Linked DNA regions of Homo sapiens: region 1 is linked to region 2. A link is a loop called in an ENCODE intact Hi-C map of the cell type or tissue named here. Cell type or tissue: mammary epithelial cell. All regions are shown on one strand. Each heading gives the region's core, and the rest is flanking DNA. Links, peaks and the distances in the headings are about the cores only.

Region 1 (5,393 bases), core at 104-5,103, 140 kb before region 2:
TCTTCTGTTCTTCTCCACTTCCATCTTCAGGCTAAGGCAATGGAAATTGAAACTCAAAATGATTTTTTTTTTTCTGAAACTGAATATAAGTCTGAAGGATTCTAGAAATATATATATATATATTCTCTTGTGTTCAATGTACTCTATTCATTGAGTCTAAGAATTCCTTGAGAGCCAGGGGGTTATTTATTTATGGTATTCTTTTCAGCCTCCTACTGTAATGTCCAGCATGTGTTATGTGCCCATTAAAGGCCAATTGAATTTAAACAAGGAGCACCATTTCTTAAAATTCTCAACAGTAAGGCTACAAGTACAAGAAAAATATACTTTATTTTCTAGCCATATCAAAGCTTTGCTTACTCAGATTTTTTTTTCCATTATTTTGCATAACCAAGATTTTACTGAAGTAAAATAACCCATTAAATAAAATCAGTTTCTCTTGCAAGCTAACATTTTTCATTTTGCTTCACATTTTCATTAGTAGCCTTAAAGTATGCTATTTTAAATATATTATTGATATAAACTTATATATTTAAAACTGAATATATTACCATGTTTATCTTGCTATTTGCTGGACATCTTAACAAGTAAACTTGATTCATTTTCAAGCTTTTGAGTGAAAATGTTCTTGCAACTGCTAGTTGATCTTGGGTGAATCAGGACTAGCTCCCACAATTAACTTCTCAGGTTTTAAATCTGTCAAAGAGAAACTGCAAATGATTTAATGTCTGGAAGAATGTCAGTGTCCACTGTATCATGATCTGCTAGTAAGCAACCTCAGTTCCTGTTCCTGGTTCCAGTTGAGGTTAAAATGAAACTTTCTGGATCTGCTTCTAAATGTTCTCTATTTTCAGAGAGAAGAACTACTAAATGATTGACATCTCAGTTGGCTCCGTAACTGATATATTTCAAACTGTGTGTTGAATTTAACTTATTGCTTTACCTTTACAAATTTAATAAAATTTAAAAATCCCTTGAAAAGTAAGTTTAGATTTTCTCATTATTGGGTTACTTGACATAGAATAAGGAAAATAAAATATTTTTATCTGTTTCAAACAAATGAAGATATAAAAGATGCTGCCATATTTTCCCTGGCTTATCATGTAGTTGCTGTTATACAAAGAGGAATGAATTCATCATCAAACATCTGTACTTCAATGTCAACATGTGGTTCAATAGCAAACAAGTGATTCCATGATTTAAATGAAGAGCTAGCGGGTTTGAATTTTATGTTGAATCAGTTTCTAGAATTTCTTCTAAAATTTGAGCCAACAATTCTGGGAAAATCATCTGCGATAAGTGATAAAGATAATATTTCATTGTTGTTGTTTGTTTGGTTTATTTGTTTGTTTGAAAGACATCCTGGGATTCCTGAGGAACATAAAGCAGCCAGAGTCACTATCACATCAGGCTGGGATTCTTTAGCTCTAATGCCAGTCCAGATCACTGTTGAAGCATTCTCACCACAGGTTCCTCTCTTGTTAAAGTGGCAATTTGAATATTGCCTCCAAACCTTTTGTTTTAATTATTAAATAAAATTGCCCAGAGAGATTTTTTGTTGTTGCTGTCAGACTTTATATCAGGTAGGCTGTATTCTCTGCATTCCCTGAAACATTTCGATATCTCAACAATCAGCTACTTGGTTGCCTGTCAGTTTCTTAAGAAGGACAGTCACATGTCACAAGAGAATTCAGCCAGGTATAAACAGACAATGAAATCAAAGCTGTACCAACCATTCCACTGTAGAATCAAGGACTTTAAGAAGTTTCAGGGACCGTCTAGTCCAATATTTCATTTTACAGATGAAAAATTCCGAAGGTCACGTTGGCTCAAGACTTTTTAAAGATCATAGCGTTTACTAGCAGGTACATCTTCTGGCTCCTAGATTTGTTCATCCTAAATCTCGTAGTTTAGTCCTCAGATCTTCTCGTCGCCATTCTTGTATCCTCCTGTGAAGGACTAGCAACTTCCAGACTTCTTTTTCATATGGCTCCTGCTGGTTTAGGCCACTGGGAGGCACTGGTGGAGGACTAGAGGACTAGAGGAAGAAAGAAGCAAACAGTGTCTTAACAATGTCTGTACATGATAATGACATAATATTGTATTTTTCATCTATGAGTATGATTCGAAAATCAAGATTTAATCTTTTCATCACAGATGGAAAATTTCAATGTTTCAAGGGGCTGGTTAGGTCACATAGATGAATAAAGCAGGCACAGTAGACACCATGGAGAATGCTCAGCCTATCTAGAGAAGATGAACTAACACACAGCTCCAGAAAACTACTGCCCTGTGAAAAGCTGGCCTATGCTGCTGACTTCTCTGAATTTTTCATTGAAAGGAAACACCTAGAACTGCATGTGAAATTTTCTTTTTTCTAAGTGATAGAAAGCATTTCAATTTTTAAAAACCACTATATGGCCCAAATGCAATTTAACTGTGAGAGAAATCTGGCAGGCAGTTTATGATTCTGGCTTTGGAACAACAGCTCACCTCTAGGGAGGAAAAGTACATTTAAATATTCACCATGAAGTGCAGGGTTAAAGCACTCACCAGAGTACTTCCTTTCCCCCACTGCCCTGCACATCTAATATGTGGTTATTTCAAATAATCATTCTATCTTGCTACAACATCTTAACATAGCTGCTTAAATATTGTACTTTACTTAGTGTATTTAAACACAGACTAAGCATGAGCATACAGAGTTTCGGGGAGTTAAAAGGGCAACACTTGATAAAGACCATTAAACTGAGTTGCCAAAAAAACCAAACAAATGCGTTGTAAGTACATGGCATACCTTCCGTTATTATCTACAAATAAACCCTGGTAATGAGGTTTGGGATTCCTCTCAGCTGCATGTTGATGATAGATTCTCTGTGGAACTGACTCTAACCCATTAAGCAAGCTTGTTCCTGCCACCATGGCTGTTAATTTGACAAGACACTGTCACATTAAGTAGAACAAACATGTTTTTGCCCAGTCAGCCATCCAGAACCAACATGGCTGTTACTCTAACAACTGGATATTGATTGGAATCACTCACCCCTTCTGACCCTCCACTGGGAGGTGGAGACCAGGCTCAAGCTGACTGAAGATTTGCCTCATTGGCACACATGGGTAGCATATTAAGGATAGCCACAAATTTTAAACCATTTAGCTCCTTGTCATGTTCAACCTTCAGGCACTGTCTGGTTCTCAGTTTCTTCAGTGGAGCGATAGGCTCCCAATAAATCATTGTTTATTAATTTTATAGATCTACACATCCATTGGTGAGGATGAATTTGTGCTGTTTTAGCATTTACAACTTCATTAATGCAAAACATCATAAGGCACAAAAAGAAATTTTACAAGAAGTCCAAAAGATAAAAAATTAAAAATTTTTGAATTCTAAAAGGTAGGATGGAGTCTTCCCTCTCTTTTTAATCTATGTGATTGAGAGACAGCCACTTAGTTTTTGAATGACCAATCCATTTAACCCAGATATAATCGTAAAAGACTGTAAATCAAGCTTACTGAAAATAGAAATGATATTTACCTGATGTTAACTGTTTTTAATCTGGCTATTTTTAACCTGCTTATTAATATGGGTACCTAACATTTAGCAGAGATTGCTTTTCACTCAGTCATTCATTTACCACAGATAAATTTTAACATGTGAAATTGCTGGGGTATCATTTACCTGTGTCTGTGTGTCAATCTCGGCATATGTTAGGCCCTGCTCTGTTCACTAAACTTCATATTCGTGAGAGAATCCCATGGTTGAAAAGGACCTTAAAGGACATTTAATCAAATTGTTCACCAGACTCCCTTGCCTGCTCTGGAACAGTCTCAAGAAGTGGGCATCCAATGTTTGCTTGAACACCTCCAGTATCGGTAAACTCATTAAACTCATAACTACCTGGAGAATTCTATTAAAATATTAGACATAAATCCTCCGTTTTTCTAGTGTAGGTCAAATCCTTCTTCTGCAGGAAAGTCATTCAAATATCCAAAAATAGTAACGGTGGTCTCTTTCTGTCTTCTTCAAGAGATATGGTTTGGATTTATGTCCTCACCCAAGTCTCATGTCAAATTGTAATCCCCAGTGTTGGAGATGGGGCCTGGTAGGAGGTGATTGGATCATGGGGGCAGATTTCCTGCTTTGATGCTGTAGAGTTCTCATGAGATCCGGGTTTTTAAAAGCGTGTGGCACCTCCTCACATCTCTCTTCTGCTCCAGCCATGTGAAGTGCATGGCTCCTTCCCTGCCTTCCGCCATGATTGTAAGTTCCCTGAGACCTTCCCAGAAGCTGATGCTGCTATGCTTCCTGCACAGCCTGCAGCACCATGAGCCAATTAAACCTATTTTCTTTGTAAGTTACACAGTTTCAAGTATTTCTTTATAGCAATGTGAGAATGAACTAATACACCCAGCTAAACACCTCAGTTCTTTGAACTATTTATCTTATAGCAGCTGTCTGCAAACTGTGATCCAAGAGCTGTATCCAGCCTTTCACCTGTTTTTGTAAATAAAGTTTTATTAGAACATGTCCATTCAATTACATATTTTCTAAGCTGCTTTTATACTAGAATGGCAGAATTGACTAGCTGTGAGAGAGAGTGTACAGCCCCAAAATATTGAATAACCTGGCCCTTTAAAAAATAGTTTGTTGGCCACTGTCTCATACCATAGTGTGTCAAGAACCCTTGTCATCTGTATTCTGGATGTCTTTCAGTTTTTCACTACTGCTGTAAGACTGTGACCTGCAAAACTTGAGAAGCTTGTATCAATTGTTCTGGATATGTTTTCTATTAATGCAGAGAAAAGTCCTTTGGCTTACAAAAATTCTCCATCCTAAAGCACAAAGAAATCCTCAGTTAAACCATTGAGATTAGCCTCATTTATAACAGAAAATATAAATTTTTGCTGTTTTTCTCCAAGTGTATTCTTATTTTATTGTTCCATCATTGCTTTAAAATATACTTTTGAGTACCTGTTATTGCAGAGCATTGTTCTAGACACTACATAAAATACTAAATAAGACAGAGTCCTTCCCAAAAGAGTTTGCATCTGGTTGTATGGAGGAAAAATTTATAAAATAACTGATATATTTGGGGTTTTAAAAATCTCCCTTCACTAGCTTATCAGCTCCATAAGGTCAGGCTGCTTTGTCTGCTTGGCTCTATAATGTCTCGCCAGTGCCTAGAATGGTGCTTGGCACATGGTAAATTATCAGTAAATATTTGTGGGATGAGGGAAATGATTAGAAGAGGGAGACAAAATATAATAAAATATTAAATTATGTGATAAAGACTATACAAAAAACAGGAACCCTGGGAAGAAATAGATCAGCATGGTCTGGACATAGAGCTGGATGGAAACTTCATCATGGAATCTAACTTCTCCTTTAAAAA
Region 2 (5,393 bases), core at 327-5,326:
AATACAGTTAATTTAATATAAATTCCTTGGAATTTTAAGCATCTTTATTTAACTAATTTACAATACACTACTGAAATACCAATATACTGATGAAATATGTGGCTATACCTTGTGCTTGCCAACAAATTGTAATTGATAATTTAAAGATTTATTTTTAAAAAGATTTATTTTAATTTACATATATTCCATTCAAATCTTATTTTATTTTTCTTTGTATGTCCTTCTCCTAAAGCATAAATTTTGAAAGACATTCATGTAAGAGTTTTGGCTTTATATATACAGGTACAGCATCAATGAATTTATCTCATTAAGCAAGCAAGAAAACTGCTAGATTAATGTAAATTATTAATCTCTTTCACATGAATCACAAACTTCTTAAGTACAATTCAGGCCAATGCTTACAGAACAGACTGGCCTTGAACCACATTTTCAAGGTCAAAACCTTGGATGTCACATAAGCCAACAGAGGGAGTCAATTTTACTTAGGATCCTGAGACAAAATCTCAAAAATATGGATCTAAATTGAGAATCAAATAAGAATATTACCTGAATAGTTCAAATGATATAATGGCTATGTATTCACTGAATGGATAGCTGGAAAAAAATGTCAAAGTAGCTAAAACCATCTGCCATTATTAAGTTTGATAGTTGTCAAATTATTTCCATTGTGAAATATAATAAAGAAAAGGATAATGAAGACATTTTTATCTTTTTTGATAAATTTGTGTTAAAATATGTATCTTCAATAAAACAGTGAATTTAATTTTTCTCTAAAACCATGGGATGCCTCAGAATACTATCTATTTCTCAAGATCAAGTATAAGGAGACAAAAAAAAAACCCTCATTAAACTATTTCCTTGCAAAAAAAAAAAGAAAAGAAAAAGATTAAAAGATTCAAGCTATTCAGGACTTGACTTATCTAGGTGTTTTCAAAATATCTGTATTTTTCAAATCTTTAATAACTAAGTTCATTAAATTATATTTATTTAGAGATATTAATGATTTTGGAATTCTGGGAAGTTATACAAAAAAATAGAATTTACAACAAATATTTGTGAAGCTGGGGTGATGATATGTAAATGATTTTCCTAAGCACTCCAGCTTAAGTTGCACCACAAATGACTAGAGATCTATCTAAACCATCAGTAAACATGATAGCTAAGTCTCCAATACACAAATATGAGGGGACACTAAGCAATATAAATCCAACACAAAAGCATTGTTTTTAAACAGTTATATTCACCTTTATTGAAATGAATGTCATCCTCCTCTCTCTTCCACTCTCTTGATAATAGGGTGAGCAACTGAATCAGAATAACTGGTAATATTGATTTACTCATTCTAAAAATATTCATTGAGTGTCAAGAATAATACTAGATCTGGGAATTCTCCCTGAAATATCTCACAAGCTACTTGGGAGATAGACACAAAAATACAATTTCAAACAATTATGGGTGAAATTACACAAGTTAAATAACCCAGCCCGGGAGTGAAAATGTCCAGAATATATTTCAAGAGACAATGTTTTCTTGTCTGTCTTAATAGTTAAAAGAAATGTAGTTCTATAAAGATGATGGCAGCCCAGTGGAGTTTGGCAGGGTGGAGTGGTGGTATTTGGATAGCACCCTAGCCAGAAGGGGTGTATTTAATGGTATTTTCATAAACAATGAAAAATGTTATGTGTGGAAAATTACAAGAAACGTTACTAGACCACCTGCGACTGAAGAATGTCATTTAGGCTGGCTTTAAACCCATAGCTGCTCCCAGTGTAAGAAACATATATTCAGACACCATTTGCTAACCCAACAGATTTTCTTCATGAGTGGACACAAATTGCAAACGCTGAACGTGTACTTTTGCAGCCCTAAATTCATCAGATTTATCTTTATGCAAAGAAACACTAGTAGTTATATGTAAGATATTAATTTAAGCATATCAGAAAAGGCTTCCTTTCTCTTGACACCCTCCTTTATCCCCAATAACTTACATCCAATTATAACAAGTCCTGAATTGCATTATTAGACCACTTTTCTTCTAGGGGAAGAATTGTCCCTCTTGTCAAGAACTGTTAACAATAAAAGGAGAAGTTTTCACTGAATATAACTAATATAATATGTGTGCAATATTACAATTTATGAGTAGCTTTTATTTACATGATAAACGTATTTATTCCTTATAATTATTCCTTAAACTAAAATAGTTGTATTCCCATGTTATTGAGGAGGAAAGTGAGATTTAGTAATTACCTGAAGTCATGTAACTGGTGATGAGAAAACAGCTCAGGTTAGAGGAGTTTCTCACAGTTTAAGGTCTTGTTAAAATACAGATTCTGATTCAATAGGTCTAGAGTGGTGCCCAAGATTCAACCACTGTAACACGTTTCTACAACTGCTTGCCTAAGGATCACATTTTGAACATCAACATCTCGGAGTATGAAATGTGAAATCAGTTTACCTGAGTTTGGGTCCTGGTTCCACTGATTATCATCTCTGCAATTTTGTATCAATCATCGAACACTAATAAGCCAGTTTGCTTACTGGCACAAATGAAGGCTTGTATCGTGTGGTTTCTATTATCCTTTCTGCTTGTAAAATTTTATGCCTTTTCATGACTTTAGATGAAAAGTCTTTAGATGTAAAAAGATGTAAAACTTATTTTCTTTTGTTTCTCCCATCCTAAGTTTTTTTTATTATATTTGAGTTAAATGATTAATAATAAACTGAAAAAATACTAATATGTAGAAATGTGCTTTCTGAAAGTTCTTTTTACATATTTAAAGAAGAGTTACCTTATTTGTTGTTTCACTATATGTATACACTGAGTTTTATAAGCAATTGTTTAAATAATTGTATCCATACTATTTTTCAAGATGTACATAAGGTATTAGCCAACAGCAATGTAATAGGTTTCTATTTGTTTATATCCCTGTGGGAGGAAATACTTTTGAGTAATCATTTAAATGTCTTGCAAATGTTGCCCTCTGGTGGAAGGATATGTTAATATTTTAGAGACAATTGTGGTCCTTAATTATGCAATTACACCTACTGTTTTCTCTCTCTTTCTTCTTTCTTTCTCTTTCTTTCTTTCTTTCTTTCTTTCTTTCTTTCTTTCTTTCTCTCTTTCTTTCTTCTTTCTTCTTTTGGATATTTGTTAAATTAAATCTACATCTGAAACTATAAAGTCTTTTTTGTGGGCAACACATTTGCAGTTGTCTTAGTACTAAATGTATTTAGAAATAAGTTGATTGAGAATCCCCCAGTTAACCAAAAAACTAGTACTAAAGGAAACTTCACTGTATTAAGATTTAGTAATGGTGTGGTAATCACATAGGTAAAAATGATATACAATAGAATAAATTGTGATAATTTTATAAATATTTTGAAATAGTAACATAAATTTGATGTTTTGCTCCCTATTACCAAAAATACAAACATGTTTTAAAGGCATTCTATTTAAGATCATTCAAAAACTATTTCTGTGGTATTTTTAAGGCAAACTGATTTTTAAGAAATACCTCAAGTACATACCTCAAGGTGGTGGTGTGCATCTGTAGTCCCAGTTACTAGGAAGGCAGAAGTGGGAGGATTGCTGGAACCCAGAAGTTTGAAGTGCATCTGGGAAATATACCCAGACCCCACCTCAAAAAGAGAAAAACGAACCTTAAGGTGACTGTTTCTGAGGCTATTTTGAATGCAACATCTTCAGTTTATTATTTCAAAAAATATTCACTCAATAGGTATTTTTATCTACTGTTGGCTAGGCCCTTTTCTGGGATATAGTAAATAAATGGACTCAATACAGTTTTATAGCTTTTTATATTATATGTAGAGAGTGGACATTCCTAAAGACAAAACTGCTTTGAAAAGCTTTTTTACAGTATGGCTTTATTTGACTTTGAATTCCTAAGTAAATGTTCAGCCTAATAATTACACACTTCTTTCAGTTCGAAGCTATACAAATAAGCCCTAGAATTCATCTGTGACTTTTTTCTTACCAAGGGTTTTTAAGCAGACAATTTTTAGTTCAGCTTTATTTGATTTTACTTTGCAGTGTTAGCCTCAGAGACAATTTCTAAGAAATTATCATTATATAATTTCCTTAGAGCTGGAAAGAGAAGAAATAATTCAGTTTGTCTTAAAAACGACAATCTGTGCACATAGCCCAATACTTTACACTGCTATATTTAGTGGCCTGGTGTAAGACGTCTTTTGACTTCTCTGTGAACTGTCTGATTAAAAAACTGGAAGCAGGAAGTATTAAATAAGCCTATATTGTTACCTCAAACATATATTTTAATTACCAAAAACACATGTATGTAGTCATATATGCAATGTTTCCTTTTCTCTGTGCATCTACTCTGTATTTATAATTTACAATGAGAAAAGTGTATACATCTTATTCTACCCTTTTATTTCTGCATTAATGGGAGAAAATAGCCTTAATTCACTACAGGCCATTGTGCCTTGGGAAAATTAAGATTTTAAAGTGAATGGAGAACAAATGCTGCTCCTCTAATGCCAGAAAAATATTTCTAACTTTGAATTCCACACTATACACGTAGAGCAACATGATAAATTACAGAAAGACTTTGAAAGCATCAGTGTCTTCAACTCTAAAAAAAATTCTTAAAGTAAAAGTTTTAATTGTATACAGAAAGTTTGAGAAAAATCTAAGAATAGAAAAGAACTGCAAATCTGTAAAGGAAGTAAAATAAATATACACTTCAGTATGAAGGAGATCAAGGCAGAGACCACCAGGACGTACGGTGTTTTACAGATAAATAAATAAATTGAATGACATGACAAAACATACCTAATTGAAATGTCTATCTAGGTCCCATAGGGATCCTATTTTGCCTTTACCATCCTAGATTACTGATTCTCTTCCTTTGGCTGCCATACATTTTGTTGTCACAAATGGTAAAATACCATCTTCTTTGAAGGAAGGCTTCTAATATTATTGAAATTTCCCACTTGGCTATTAGCATCTAGGAAGTTTCTGTTTAATTTCACACTATTTTCTAAGTTACTTACTCTACTAGAGGCAGAGGGTGGGATGGTTTCTACTTCTATAACATTTAGGGTAAAATTTTCCAAAGCAAAAAATCTAAATACATAGTTTTGGAATAGAACAGAACATAAAAGATCCAGAATATTTCACCGCTGTAAGCACAAGCTAATTATAATTTTGAAGAGGTAAAAAAATATATACAATAGTAGTCACTATTAATATTTCCTAACTGCTGCCCGCTAGTGGTAAAAACGAAAAATATTTATTTGAGTTAAAAGGCAGACCTACAACATTGACTTAAATCATTTGAAAATCAGTGGGTAAACATGCTTCCCATGATATTAACATTGTATGTGGCCTTTTTTCCTAGTACAAAGAAGAA

Evidence for each region. A loop is a pair of places that touch in the nucleus more often than their neighbours do. Peaks named below come from ENCODE experiments on the same cell type or tissue, not always from the same donor. Only the 100,000 strongest peaks of a DNase experiment are listed, where the experiment ranks them.
Region 1: a loop joins it to region 2, with 21 times the contacts of the local background. A loop is called at or near these places in 4 of 110 quality-filtered maps.

What each region holds. Positions count from the first base shown.
Region 1 is chr11:22,469,118-22,474,510 of GRCh38, reverse strand. The region is part of intron 2 of LINC01495 (long intergenic non-protein coding RNA 1495); the gene reads left to right. Among named protein-coding and RNA genes, the nearest start is that of LINC01495, 20 kb to the left of the region's middle. In mammary epithelial cell, for the core only: a CTCF peak has its summit at 2,006 (motif pointing right); no DNase peak of the experiment used is centred there.
Region 2 is chr11:22,331,835-22,337,227 of GRCh38, reverse strand. The region is part of intron 1 of SLC17A6-DT (SLC17A6 divergent transcript); the gene reads left to right. Among named protein-coding and RNA genes, the nearest start is that of SLC17A6-DT, 3.7 kb to the left of the region's middle. In mammary epithelial cell, for the core only: CTCF peaks have their summits at 2,994 (motif pointing left) and 5,256 (motif pointing left); no DNase peak of the experiment used is centred there.